2 separate regions of the Homo sapiens genome follow, and region 2 is linked to region 1. A link is an interaction called in ENCODE POLR2A ChIA-PET data of the cell type or tissue named here. Cell type or tissue: OCI-LY7. All regions are shown on one strand. Links, peaks and the distances in the headings refer to the core of each region. The heading gives the core; the rest is flanking DNA.

What was found. Peaks named below come from ENCODE experiments on the same cell type or tissue, not always from the same donor. Only the 100,000 strongest peaks of a DNase experiment are listed, where the experiment ranks them.
Region 2: POLR2A ChIA-PET joins it to region 1 with 5 read pairs; 2 of 35 experiments call an interaction of 5 or more read pairs at or near these places.

What each region holds. Positions count from the first base shown.
Region 1 is chr5:133,935,924-133,943,491 of GRCh38, forward strand. The region is part of intron 3 of LOC105379182 (a long non-coding RNA gene); the gene reads right to left. Among named protein-coding and RNA genes, the nearest start is that of WSPAR, 26 kb to the left of the region's middle. In OCI-LY7, for the core only: no CTCF peak of the experiment used is centred there; DNase peaks (open chromatin) are centred at 2,398, 3,178, 3,894 and 5,778; H3K4me3 peaks cover 1,929 bases; H3K27ac peaks cover 4,474 bases.
Region 2 is chr5:133,128,578-133,136,145 of GRCh38, forward strand. No RefSeq gene overlaps it. Among named protein-coding and RNA genes, the nearest start is that of CTB-49A3.2, 76 kb to the right of the region's middle. In OCI-LY7, for the core only: no CTCF peak of the experiment used is centred there; no DNase peak of the experiment used is centred there.

The DNA.
Region 1 (7,568 bases), core at 1,166-6,165:
TCGTCCAGTTCTGTGGCTCCTCCTCTGGTTCTGTGACTCCTCCTCTGGTTCTGTGGCTCCTCCTCTCGTTCTGTGGCTCCTCCCCTGGTTCTGTGGCTCCTCCTTCGGTTCAGTGTCTCTTCATCCGGTTCTGTGACTCCTCCTCTGGTTCTGTGGCTCCTCCTCCAGTTCTGTGGCTCCTCCTCTGGTTCTGTGACTCCTCCTCTGGTTCTGTGGCTCCTCCTCTTGTTCTGTGGCTCCTCCTCCAGTTCTGTGGCTCCTCCTCCAGTTCTGTGGCTCCTCCTTCAGTTCAGTGGCTCTTCATCCGGTTCTGTGTCTCCTCCTCTGGTTCTGTGGCTCCTCCTCCAGTTCTGTGCCTCCTCCTCTGGTTCTGTGGCTCCTCCCCTGGTTCTGTGGCTCCTCCTCTGGTTCTGTGGCTCCTCCCCTGGTTCTGTGGCTCCTCCTCTGGTTCTGTGGCTCCTCCCCTGGTTCTGTGGCTCCTCCTTCGGTTCAGTGGCTCTTTGTCCGGTTCTGTGTCTCCTCCTCCGGTTCTGTGGCTCCTCCTCCAGTTCTGTGACTCCTCCTCTGGTTCTGTGGCTCCTCCTCCAGTTCTGTGGCTCCTCTTCTGGTTCTGTGGCTCCTCCTCTGGTTCTGTGACTCCTCCTCTGGTTCTGTGGCTCCTCCTCTCGTTCTGTGGCTCCTCCCCTGGTTCTGTGGCTCCTCCTTCGGTTCAGTGGCTCTTCGTCCGGTTCTGTGGCCCCTCCTCTGGTTCTGTGGCCCCTCCTCTGGTTCTGTGGCCCCTCCTCCGGTTCTGTGGCCCCTCCTCTGGTTCTGTGTCTCCTCCTCCAGTTCTGTGGCCCCTCCTCCGGTTCTGTGGCTCCTCATGACCTTGCTGTTATCACAGCTCTACAGCTGGCTCCCACCATGGTTTAGAGAAAGGCCTCAGCTCCACGAGGCAAACAGGCAAGAGCTTTTTTTTGTTTTTTTCCTCTCCCTGAAAATCCCATAATTTGGGGTCACTTTTGGCTCTAAGGATGATGTTATCTTCAGGTATTAAAGAGTCTTATCTAGTCCAGCTAAAATCAAAACTTTATACAGCACTGTGAATATATTATCCTACTGAGCTATACACTTAAAAAAATGATCAGTAGGGTAAATTTTTATCTGTATTTTACCACAATTTAAATTTTTAAAAATCTAAAAACACTTTACTCTCACAAGCAATCTTAGCCTTTTGTCTCCCTCACTCAAGCCTGCACCTCAGCTCAGGGACTGGCAAGGGGGGCCAGTGGGGGTACATTGTTTAATGACATGAGATGAGTGGCTGTACTAGTCAGAGTCCTCCAGAGAAACAGAACCAATAGCAGCCATATATACACATAAAGAGTTTGTGAACATGGCTACTGAGAGATGGCAGACAGATTGAGAGAGAGAGAGACTTCTAAGGAATTGGCTCACATGATTATGGGGTCCGGCAAATCCAAAATCTGTAGAGCTGATGTCCTAGTTTAAGCCCAAAGGCCAGAAGTCGCTGTGGAACCAGGAAAAGCCTATGTTCCAGTTCACAGGCCATCAGGCAGAAGAATTCTTAATTGGGGGAGGGTCAGCGTTTTTGTTTTATTCAGGCCTTCAACTAATTGGATAAGGCCCAACCACGTTAAAAAAGATAACCTGCTTTACTCTGTCTACTACTTAAATGTTATTCTCAGCAAGGTGTGGTGGCACATGCCTGTAATCCCAGCATTTTGGGAGTCTGAGGCAGGTGGATCACTTGAGTCCAGGAGTTCAAGACCAGCTTGGGCAACATGATGAAACTTACATCTCTGCAAAAAATACAAAAATTAGCCAGGCATGGTGGCACGTACCTGTAGTCCCAGCTACTCAGAGGCTGAGGTGGGAGGATCACTTGAGCCTGGGAGGCAGAGGTTGCAGTCAGCTGAGATCGCACCACTGCACTCCAGCCTGGAGGCTGGGCAATGGAGCGAGATCCTATCTCAAAAAGAACAAGGCCAGTCTGGGTAACACAGCAAGACCTCATCTCTAGAAAAATAAAAATAAAAACTTTGTTTGATGTGGTGATGCACATCTGTAGTCCTAGCTGTTTGGGAAGCTGAGGAAGGAGGATCACCTGAGCCCAGGAGTTTCAGGCTGCAGTGAGCTGTGATCATGCCACTGCACTCCAACCTGGGTGACAAAGCAAGACTCTGACTCTTGAAAAAAATAGTAACAAAAAATAAGAAAAGTTATTCTCATCCAAAAACACCCTCACAGAAGCACTCGGAATAATGTCTAACCAAATATCTGGGTGGCATGTGGCCCAGTCAAGTCAACACATAAAATTAACCAACACAGAAGTACAGAGTAGAGACAGTGGGCCCTGCCCTGTTTCCAGCAGCCCTCACTACTGGCTGGTGTCCCTGGGCCTCAACTTCCGCATTTCTTCAGTGAGATAAGGTCTGTGAACCCCTCTGTAAGCTACAAATGTGTGCTGTTGGAGTTGGAGTGAGTTGGAGTTGTTGGAGTTGTTGTTGTTATGATTATTTTAGCGACCTTAGTAAATACCCTGAAGGTTGCTGAGGAACTTGGCAGGGTTCCCACGAGCAGCTGAGGTGGGGGTGGGGGTGGGGTTGAAATAATTGCCAAATACCTTCCTGGAATGTTGATTTCCAAAGGGAATTTATGGTCCCTGGTAGTCATTATTTCAGGGCGACTTATCAGAAAAACTGCCCGCAGCATCATCATAAGCACTTATTCCACAGGAAAGTTGTTTGCAAAACACAACAAACATCAATAATGATGTTCACAGAGCTGTAAATCTTCTAAGCCTGCCTTCCCTTCCTGGGACTAAGACACTTGATTTGGTTCTCCAGGAGCTCAGAAGTTTCCAAATAGATAACAGAATATCAAAGTCCATTAAGCAAGGTAATTTACAATAGTGGCAGGCCAAATTCAGGGAAATACATTAGGGCATTTTCCCATTTGGTTTGTAGAAAAGACATTATTCTAAGCACACAAACAATGAATGCTGTTAGGTGACAATGAGGAAATCTGTTCACTCTCCTAACGAGTTTATTCATCCCCCTCACCATGCAGCACATTAATTTTGAGTGAAAGTTGCACCACCAGATAAGATTCTCAAAGCTCTGACATAAACACCTGAGACCTCATTTCCGACCCATTAAGTAAGCATCACTGGGCATTGTAACAAAGAGAAGCGGGGGCACAAAGGTGACTTCCTTTAGAGCTCTGACTCTTACCTCAAGCTATCCCTGGAGTTATGAAACAAAGAAGCAATTTCAAATTGTGCACTGCAGAAACTTTCAGAGGCCCTGAGAGTGTTTGGGGAGAGGAATAAAATGTAAAGTGATACTAAACATGAAGTGAAATTGCTACATTTTTTTTCATGTTTTAAAAAACAACCAAAGTTTGTTTCCATTCTCTGCTGCTCTCTCCAGGTTGCACTCCCCTTTGCCCCCACCCCACCTCAGAGTGGACTCCATTTCCAGGTGTAGTCAGGAACCGGGTCAGAATGGACCCTCTCACCCATAGAAAAAAATGGGAATTATTCATGCTACTCTGTGGCCCATTCATGGAGCAACCTAAAGAGATGGAAGAGAAACTAACTCACAATTTAGTAGTTATTGAGCTCCTACTATATATCTTTGTTGCAAAGGACAGGAAACCAACTCAAACTAACTTAAGCAAAACAATGAATGTATTGATAATCAGGATCAATCATCCCACTAGTATGGTGATATGGTTTGGATCTGTGTCCCCACCCAAATCTCATGTTGAATTGTAATCCTCCCTGTTGGAGGTGGGGCCTGGTGAGAGGTAACAGGATCATGGGGGGTGAAGTTCCCATGAATGGGTTAGCGCCATTCCCCTTGGTACTGTTCTTGTGATAGTGAGTGAGTTATCGTGAGATCTGGTTGTTTAAGCGTGTGTAGCTCCTCCCCTCTCTCTCTCTGTCTCTCTCTCTCTTCCTCCTGCTCCAGCCACATAAGACATTCCTGCTTCCTCTTTGCCTTCCACTATGATTGTAAGTTTCATGAGGCCTCCCAAGAAGCATAAGCCACTATGCTTCCTGCATGGCCTGCAGAACTCTGAGCCAATTAAACCTCTTTTCTTTATAAGTTATCCAGTCTCAGGTATTTCTTTTCTTTTTTTTTTTTTGAGATGGAGTTTCGCCCTTGTTGCCCAGGCTGGAGTGCAAAGGTGTGATCTTGGCTCACTGCAACCTCCACCTCCCAGGTTCAAGTGATTCTCCTGCCTCAGCCTCCCAAGTAGGTGGGATTACAGGCATGCTCCACCACACCTGGCTAATTTTTGTATTTTTAGTAGAGACAGGATTTCACCATGTTGGTCAGGCTGGTCTCGAACTCCTGACCTCAGGTGATCCACCCACCTCAGCCTCCCAAAGTGCTGAGATTACAGGCGTAAGCCACTGCACCCGACCTCAGGTATTTCTATATAGCAATGCGAAAACTAATACAAATGGTAAACACCATCTGTGCCTGTTAGCAGCCTAACATTAGAGGCTAGGTAGCAGTCTAAACTTCCAATTCTGTGGTGTCATTGTTGTGTTTCCTGGTTTCTCCCTTGAAAACCAAGACTTCCAAACTAGCTGAGTCCAAAGTTGCAAAGTCAGGAAGCAAAAATTATGAGTGTGTTATTAGGTATAGTAGTGAAGGAAGCTTTGCTCACTTTTACCTTCTTGATTCCAGGATCCCTGTATTTTGATGCTATTCTCTAAAATCCTCCCCCCACCCCCTGCCAAGGATGCAATATTGTTTTTAGCTTACTATCCTTGCAGGAAGAGGAAAATTCATAATAGCTCTCAGTCTATAGGTCAGGGAGCTAATGTGATGATTCTGTCAATTGCAGAGTATGTCTATTCCAATTAGATACCTAGAGACTAAGGAAGTATCACAAGAGTGAGTCCATGGGCCCAGTGTGAGATGAAGTTTGGTCAAAACTCCATTTATCAGCTCACCACCATAAACCTTTCCTTTGACTAGTAGACCAAGGGGGTAGTTTGAGTTCCCAGGAATTAGCAAAAATTAAAATCTAGTGTCTAGCGGCCCCTAAAAGGACTGCCTGTTTCCTCATTCCTCAGATCCAGTGTCTGCAGATCCCAGTGGTCAAGGCTTAGGAGTAGTTTTGCAGTATATATATGGATGTATTTGTGGCATTTTGCAGATTTCTTTCTCAAGAAGGCCAAGAACCGTGTTGATCACGTGGTTCCAGGACGTGAACCGGCTTAGGTCTGGGAAAGTGAAGGGGGGACCATGACTGCATTGTGGGGGCCGAAGTTGGCTTCTGGCCACAGATCGTGCTTGTCAGGATGGTTCAGTGTGCTGTCCACCCACTTCAATCCTAGAGGCTCCAGATAAAGCAGCTACCACCAAAGTGCCCCTCCATCAAGACATTCTGATTCCCACACTGGGTATGTGTGCAGTGGGAAAAGGAGGAGGGCAGGAACGGTATTATTTGACTGTTACCGGTGTCACCCAGCATTGCCTTTTTTTGCTCACAACTAACATTTAAGGCGGGTTTTCTCTGGCCTGAACTCTCCCCTCATGGGTGCTTTGTGGATTCTTTGGGAACCCCAAATGGAACACTTGGCTGCAGGTTCCTCTGTGTGGCTGCTGCTTTCCTCCCTCAATCTCCAGGAATTTGGGGGTCCATCTGTCTTCAGGGTCACCTTTCCCTTCTGGGCAGGTTTATGAGGCCAGCCCTTTGCCCCACGTGGCCCATATCTGTAAGAAACACTTACTTATGCATCAGTGGTCTTACTACTGGTAGAAGCACAGTTGGCTCCAAATGTGCCTCACACCTCTCTCTCTCTCGCTCTGTGTGTGTGTGTGTGTGTGTGTGTGTGTGTGTCTCTGTACCCCCTACCCTGTCTCTTCCCTTCCTCTCCTCCCCTTTCTTCTCTTCCCATCTACCCCCTCTGTCTCATGTTTAGAGTCTTCAGGTGAATCTCGGAAAACACGGCCTGTAACCCTGACACTTTGGGAGGCTGAGGCGGGCAGATCGCTTGAGCTCAGGAGTTCAAGCCTAGCCTGGGCAACATAGCGAAACCTTATCTCTACTAAAGGGGGCTGAGGCAGGAGGATCACTTGAGCCCAGGAGGTCAAGGCTACAGTGAGCAGTTATCACACCACTACACTCCAGCCTGGGTGATAGAATGAGACAGTATCTCAAAAAAAAAAAAAAAAAAAGAAAGAAAGAAAGAAAAAGAAAAAAGAAAAGTGGCCAGGCGCAGTGGCTCACACCTGTAATCCCAGCACTTTGGGAGACCAAGGCAGGTGGATCACCTGAGGTCAGGAGTTTGAGACCAGCCTGACCAACATGGTGAAACCCCGTCTCTACAAAAAATACAAAATTAGCCAGTTATGCTGGTAATCCCAGCAACCTGGGAGGCTGAGGCAGGAGAACTGCTTGAACCCAGGAGGTGGAGGTTGCAGTGAGCCGAGATCATACCATTGCACTCCAACCTGAGCAACAAGAGCAAAACTCCATCTCAAAAAAAAAGTTATATTATTTTATATATACTATATTCTATATAGCATCTACCTCATAGGGCTCTTGTGATAATTAAATTGAACAACCCTGGTGAAGAACCTAGTTAAAGTGCTCAAGAAATGGCAGGTATTATTAGTATTCCTATTAATATTATAAACCAGAGCACACAATGGCCCCAGCTGATCTACCAGGTCAGGAATCAGGGAACATTTCCTCCTCAGCTGCATCTCAGGCAGTGAAAGGCAAATCTCTCCAGAGGAGAGGCCCACAGATGCATCTGTGCTTTCCCACCACCATCGCGTGCCCGCCTGCACACAGGCAAGCAGCTTTTTGAGCTTTGGAACTTTACAGGGAGGACTGGATTTGGGATGAGGCCTGGGGTCGGGGAGCAAGAGGCCTGGAGCAGGGGCATTGGCCTCCAGCACACAGACATTTTCCAGTTTGCAAAGTTTCCAGCCTAGCAGAAGGAGGGTGGTTGGGGTTGGGGTTGGGGTTGGGGGAGTTGGCAGTCTGAGATGGATTAACATTTTCCTTCCTCGGGGCCTAGAGTAGTGGAGGAATTTGGAGAAGCCGCGAAGATAACTCAGGGCTGCTTTGAACATTTGAACCAAGGGCACTTCTGAAGCCAAGGGGTTGGGCGGCAGCATTGATTTTTAAGTTCATCACAGCTACAGCCTCAGATGTGGACTGTGCTGAGGGACCCAGGATCTGAACTCCTCACGGAGGCTGGTAGAAGAAATCTCCCAGGCTGTCTTTGCTGGGGACCATAACCAAAACTCTCTCCCCAAGATTTAAAAAAAAAAAATTCAGCCCTCAGAGTCCCAAGCAGGCCCTGGGGCTGTCACGAATTTCTGTGTAGTCCTTTCTGTGAAGTTCTTGGCTCTTCCCCAAGCCATGAAACCACTCCCAGAACTGGGTCAACAGAAATCATCCAGAGCAGAGAGCCAGCCACTACCTTACCTACTCAGGAGGCTCTGCAGAGGGCCAGGGCAGTCGGAGCCCTGTCCCACCAACAGTCTTGCTGTGGGACAACCATGTCCCACCAGCAGTCTTGCTCC
Region 2 (7,568 bases), core at 1,466-6,465, 810 kb before region 1:
GGATGGATGGATGGATAAATAGATGGAATGGGTAAAAGGAAGATGGATGATTAGGCAGCTAGATAATTGAATGGTGGGTTGATGGAGGATGGAAAAAGAATGAAGGGGCTCATCCCAACACAAGCAAGCATTGGTCAAGGTTTGTTGTGGACATTTTACCTCTTCTGCCCAGTGTGCAGCACCTTTCCCTAACTCTTTTTGTTTTGCTCAGACATGTCTGGAGCTTCTCCAGGCTTTCATTGGATTCTCTGGAGAGTTCTCATTGCTATGGCTGTGCTAGTCAAGTCTCTCTCCCTAATTAGAACTGTTAGCTTCCTGGTGGGCCACCTCTGTCATTTTGAGGGTTGGAGAGCAGGTTGGCAGGCTGGGACATGTGTATGAGGGTGCAGATGATGTGTTTGTTAGACTGTCTGGGAAATTCTTTATGACAATCATTGTTTTATACAAACATCATAGGATTCTCCAAATAATCAAGGAGTCAAGAGTGTGAGAGAGGAAGAGAGAATAGAAAGAGACCCGAAGGATTCTGAATGAATAGGATAGGGGAGAGAAGATAGAGATTTCTTTTTACAACCCTATTCCTGATGCTTGTCGGAGTATAATAACTGCCTTCACATGTACAGACATGACTATGACCTTCCAGAAAGTCCTTTCTCTGTAGCCCATTCTCCTTTTTCATGTCCTAGAAGGCCACATGGAAAGCCTGAGTCTCAGAACAAAGTACTGCCTTGGTATTTCTGGATTTGAGTGGTTTCTCTGGAGGTGGCAGGAGTGGGTGCTGAATGGGAAGCTCGTAGCCTCTCTAGTGACAGGGATCCTAACAGTACAGAGGAGAGAGTAGTCATTCATTGTCAGCTAGTGAGGCTGCATCACTGCCCAGGACAGTGGGTGGGGGCGCCTGAATTTTCTGCATCCGCAAAGGCTTTAATCTTTGTGATCAGCAGTCAACTCATCACCATTAATTGAATTACATTTCGAACAAGCTTCCTGGAGAGGTTCCACTGCAAATGGTGCAGAAGGACGGCTGGAGCCCTTCTGCACACCACAGCTTGTTCTGCATGCTGGGGAGTAGTCTGAATGTGTAGTTGCCGGCAGTACTTTTCTCAGGAGATGTCCAAACCTTCCTCTAGCTCCCTTTCCTCTTATTTTTAAGATTAAAAACCACCAAATATCATCCTCAATACCCTAAGTAGCAAATAAATCACTTTCCCTACTGTATAATTGAAAGAAAACTGGACCTCCTTTTATTAATACAATCTCAGTACAATTATGCATCTAAAGGAAATGCACAAGGCCCTAGAAGCCTTGTGAGGGTCATGAACAGAGTTGCTGAAGGTTTCCTTAGGGGGGTTGCCAATGGGGAGTTATTTGGCAAATTTCCTAAATGTTCTCTCTTACCCGTTTATTTCCCTGATGCCTGGATTTTCTAGCAACTGCTGAGCTCTCTGCTTTCTCTTCAAAATGCTCAATCTCTGGGCTGGCTTTCTTCTCTCTGGCTCTGGCCAAGACCATTTAAACAACTTCCAGCTCCAAACTTTTGTTTTCCTTCCAGCAAAGGCAAGCCCATCCTTCTGCAGATGATTTAGACTCTGGCTCATTCCTGTTCTCTTCTGGTTTCTCACCCTGATCAGTATGATGAAGGGAGCCCGCCAAGCAGTTTTGGCCAAACGTGCCTGGGGTAATTCTAGCTTTTGGATGTGCAGACTGAGCTATGAGTGGCAGCCTCTGAAAGATGAAGGCTGAGGTGGAGAGAAGTCAGGGATGCTGAATGAGGTGCCCTCAGAGTGCTCCTGCCATCCTGAGATTTCACCTTTAGAAATGTGTTAGAAAATTGTCCTTGAGTAACAGAAGCCCACTTATACTAGTTCATGGCAAAAATTATTATAAAGACATAGGAGTTGATTTCAGAGCCTGAGACCAGGAAGGAAGCTGGAGCTCGGGAATGGGCGGAGACTAGAACCTGGAAAGTTGTCAATTTCCTCACTTCCTCCCTTGCTCCCTCCCTCTCCTCCCTTCGATTCTTCTCTCTCCCTCCCCCCTTCCACTTCCTCTCTTCTCTCTCCTCCCCTCTTTTTTCTCTGTAGACCAGCTTTCTCTGGCCATAACGGGGAAGATGGCCACCCCCACACTCTTTGAGCTTTGCTTGGCTCTCAGTTCCAGTCCCACGAGGAAGTTAATAACTGAGTCTACCTGGAGAAGATTCTCACTGACCCACCTTGGGGCAGGTAATCTTCCCAGGTAATAGGTCCTGTCACCTCTGGCCAGGGAGATGTGCTTCTGAGGTGCACACATGGCTGCCGTGACCCACACTTGTGGTGTGGGAAGGCAGTTTTCAGGACAATGGGATGACCCATGGGCTGGGTGAGTCATCCCTTTAAGGTGTTTCCCGCAGGAGGCACTTATGTGACAAATCCATCACCCAAGTGGGGGAAATGCTTATGGGGCTCCTGTTGCTATTAATGTGGCTAATCAGACGACATAGGATTTTGCACTATTGTCTGAGCAGTTTTCCATGTTATTACAAACATTTTATAATAGAGACTTTAAGTGACTTTATTACAAATTACTTAATAAGAATCTCATTGTGGGACAGGTTTTAATTTTGTTTCTACTATTGCAGGTAAAACAACAGTAGTCATCCTTATGCATAGGCCTCTATCTAGGTTTTGGATTATTTTCTTTGAAATAGATTGCCAGAGGTGGAATTATAGGTTAGAGTTTTTATTTGCAAATGAGAGAATCCACTTTCTCTAGACCTTGATGTTTAAGGAGAAAGGAGTCTTTATAGAAGATACTTAGCCACTTTGGGGGATGGGTGCAAAGAACCAGGTTGGGATATGACAGCAAGGAATGATGTTGCTAGGATCAGTGCTCTGCCCCATTATGGGACTTTCCAGTGAAATATCGGTGCTGCTGCGGCCTGCTGACTGGCACAAATGACCCCAGGGCTGGTCTTCAGAAGCTCTGCCATAGATTCTCTAAAAGGACCAGTTTTCTCCAACAGCATACTACTAGAAGACTGAGCTGCTTGCACATGGCTGTCAATTCATCTCCCCTTCCATCCATATGGTTGGGTCTGATTGGCAGAACCCGGGACACATGTCCTCAGTGTAGAGTGAGGATGTCTGATAAGTGGGCTTTGGCTTTGTAGTACAGGAAGGTAGGACACATGAGACTGCCAAAATATCAAGCGGTTATTAAAAAGATGCCAGTTGTCTATGAATGGTAGATACCTACTATGTGTTCAGATGTAAGTTTAGAGGAAAAACTATACAGGCTGGAGCAATGGCTCAGTGATATTGTTAAAAGCTCAGGTGCTTTCTCTCTTCCAATGTGTTGACAGAGTGTCCAAGGAGGAAAGGAAGGTATGGGAGCAAAGGGGATTTATTCTTAAGAGCTCTCCCTTTCCAGGAATCAAAGTCTCCAGCAGGGCCGGGCACAGTGGCTCATGCCTGTAATCCCAGCACTTTGGGAGGCTGAGGTGGGAGAATCATTTGAGCCCAGGAGTTTGAGACCAGCTTGGGCAACATGGTGAAACCCTGTCTCTACTAAAAAAAAAAATATATATATGTGTGTGTGTGTGTGTGTGTGTGTGTGTGTGTGTGTATGAATATATATATGTATATGTATATGTGGTAGCCAGGCATGGTGGCGCACACCTGTAATCCCAGCTACTCTGGAGGCTGAGGCAGGAGAATCACTTGAATCCAGGAGGTGGAGGTTGCAGGGAGCCGAGATCGCACCACTGCACTCCAGCCTGGACGACAAAGCGAGACTCTGTCTCAAAAGGGAAAAAGAAGTCTCCAACAGACTTTCTTGTAATGGTCTAAGTCAAGTACCCACTCCTAGACCTATCTCTGGCAAAGATAACGGGACTACCCTGGTTGCATCAAGGCTGGGGACATTGCCACCCAGGCTGGAGTGCAGTGGTGTGATCATAGGTCATTGCAACCTCAAACTCCTGGCCTCAAGTGATCCTCCTGACTTAGCCTCCTTAGTAGCTGGGACTACAGGCACATGCCATCATGCCTGGCTATTTCCATTTTCTATTTTTATAGAGATGAGTTCTCCCTATGTTGCCTAGGCTTGTCTCTGACATTTGGCCTCAAGTGATCCTCCCGCCTTGGCCTCCCAAAGTGTTGGGATTACAGGTATAAGCCACTGTGCCTAGCCTCAGCTGCTAGGTTCTGTTAGCAGGAACGAGCAGCTCTTGGGAAAGTAATAGTATCTGCCACAAGGGGTATTAACTTTTTTTGTATGAACGTTTTAAGACTCTTGATGCATATTGCCAAATTATCTTCAAAGTGGTTGTACCAACTCAAATTCTTATGAACAGCATATGGGTCTATATGTTTTACCACATCCTTGCCAGCTAGTTTCACATATTTATTTATAACCATAGTACTGAACTCTATTCTTAGTAATTCTGATAGTTTTTTAGATTAAATGACCTTGAATTTTATAGAAATACAATCTTATGAATGAATAAGTAGAAATGATTTTAGTCTCATTTTTAATGGTTACATTTTATTTATTTATTTATTTATTATTATACTTTAAGTTTTAGGGTACATGTGCAGAATGTGCAGGTTTGTTACATATGTATACATGTGCCATGTTGGTGTGCTGCACCCATTAACTCGTCATTTAGCATTAGGTATATCTCCTAATGCTATCCCTCCCTGCTCCCCCCACCCCAAAACAGTTCCCGGTGTGTGATGTTCCCCTTCCTTTGTCCATGTGTTCTCATTGTTCAATTCCCACCTATGAGTGAGAACATGCGGTCTTTGGTTTTTTGTTCTTGCGATAGTTTGCTGAGAATGATGGTTTCCAGCTTCATCCATGTCCCTACAAAGGACATGAACTCATCATTTTTTATGGTTGCATAGTATTCCATGGTGTATATGTGCCACATTTTCTTAATCCAGTCTATCATAGATGGACATTTAGGTTGGTTCCAAGTCTTTGCTATTGTGAATAGTGCCGCAATAAACATACGTGTGCATGTGTCTTTATAGCAGCATGATTTATAGTCCTTTGGGTATATACCCAGTAATGGGATGGCTGGGTCAAATGGTATTTCCAGTTCTAGATCCCTGAGGAATCGCCACACTGACTTCCACAATGGTTGAACTAGTTTACAGTCCCACCAACAGTGTAAAAGTGTTCCTATTTCTCCACATCCTCTCCAGCACCTGTTGTTTCCTGACTTTTTAATGATTGCCATTCTAACTGGTGTGAGATGGTATCTCATTGTGGTTTTGATTTGCATTTCTCTGAGGCCAGTGATGATGAGCATTTTTTCATGTGTTTTTTGGCTGCATAAATGTCTTCTTTTGAGAAGTGTCTGTTCATGTCCTTTGCCCACTTTTTGATGGGGTTGTTTGTTTTTTTCTTGTAAATTTGTTTGAGTTAATTGTAGATTCTGGATATTAGCCCTTTGTCAGATGAGTAGGTTGCAAAAATGTTCTCCCATTCTGTAGGCTGGCTGTTCACTCTGATGGTGGTTTCTTTTGCTGGGCAGAAGCTCTTTAGTTTAATTAGATCCCATTTGTCAATTTTGGCTTTTGTTGCCATTGCTTTTGGTGTTTTAGACATGAAGTCCTTGCCCATGCCTATGTCCTGAATGGTATTGCCTAGGTTTTCTTCTAGGGTTTTTATGGTTTTAGGTCTAACATGTAAGTCTTTGATCCATCTTGAATTAATTTTTGTATAAGGTGTAAGGAAGGGATCCAGTTTCAGCTTTGACATATGGCTAGCCAGTTTTCCCAGCACCATTTATTAAACAGGGAATCCTTTCCCCATTTCTTCTTTTTGTCAGGTTTGTCAAAGATCAGATAGTTGTAGATAGGCGGCATTATTTCTGAGGGCTCTGTTCTGTTCCATTGGTCTATATCTCTGTTTTGGTACCAGTACCATGCTGTTTTGGTTACTGTAGCCTTGTAGTATAGTTTGAAGTCAGGCAGCATGATGCCTCCAGCTTTGTTCTTTTGGCTTAGGATTGACTTGGCAATGTGGGCTCTTTTTTGGTTCCATATGAACTTTAAAGTAGTTTTCTTCCAATTCTGTGAAGAAAGTCATTGGTAGCTTGATGGGGATGGCATTGAATCTATAAATTACCTTGAGCAGTTTGGCCATTTTCATGATATTGATTCTTCCTACCCATGAGCATGGAATGTTCTTCCATTTGTTTGTATCCTCTTTTATTTCCCTGAGCAGTGGTTTGTAGTTCTCCTTGAAGAGGTCCTTCATATTCCTTGTAAGTTGGATTCCTAGGTATTTTATTGTCTTTGAAGCAATTGTGAATGGGAGTTCACTCATGATTTGGCTCTCTGTTTTTCTGTTGTTGGTGTATAAGAATGCTTGTGATTTTTGCACATTGATTTTGTATCCTGAGACTTTGCTGAAGTTGCTTATCAGCTTAAGGAGATTTTGGGCTGAGAAGATGGGGTTTTCTAGATATACAATCATGTCGTCTGCAAACAGGGACAATTTGACTTCCTCTTTTCCTAATTGAATGCCCTTTATTCCCTTCTCCTGCCTAATTGCCCTGGCCAGAACTTCCAACACTATGTTGAATAGGAGTGGTGAGAGAGGGCATCCCTATCTTGTGCCAGTTTTCAAAGGGAATGCTTCCAGTTTTTGTCCATTCAGTATGATATTGGCTGTGGGTTTGTCATAGATAGCTCTTATTATTTTGAGATACGTCCCATCAATACCTAATTTATTGAGAGTTTTTAGCATGAAGCGTTGTTGAATTTTGTCAAAGGCCTTTTCTGCATCTATTGAGATAATCATGTGGTTTTTGTCTTTGGTTCTGTTTATATGCTGGATTACATTTATTGATTTTCGTATGCTGAACCAGCCTTGCATCCCAGGGATGAAGCCCACTTGATCATGGTGGATAAGCTTTTTGATGTGCTGCTGGATTCGGTTTGCCAGTGTTTTATTGAGGATTTTTGCATCAATGTTCATCAAGGATATTGGTCTAAAATTCTCTTTTTTGGTTGTGTCTCTGCCAGGCTTTGGTATCAGAATGATGCTGGCCTCATAAAATGAGTTAGGGAGGATTCCCTCTTTTTCTATTGATAGGAATAGTTTCAGAAGGAATGGTACCAGCTCCTCCTTGTACCTCTGGTAGAATTTGGCTGTGAATCCATCTGGTCCTGGACTTTTTTTGGTTGGTAAGCTATTAATTATTGCCTCAATTTCAGAGCCTGTTATTAGTCTATTCAGAGATTCAACTTCTTCCTGGTTGAGTCTTGGGAGAGTGTATGTGTCGAGGAATTTATCCGTTTCTTCTAGATTTTGTAGCTTATTTGCGTAGAGGTGTTTATAGTATTCTCTGATGGTAGTTTGTATTTCTGTGGGATCAGTGGTGATATCCCCTTTATCATTTTTTATTGCGTCTATTTGATTCTTCTCTCTTTTCTTCTTTATTAGTCTTGCTAGTGGTCTATCAATTTTGTTGATCTTTTCAAAAAACCAGTTCCTGGATTCATTGATTTTTTGAAGGGTTTTTTGTGTTTCTATCTCTTTCAGTTCTGCTCTGATCTTAGTTATGTCTT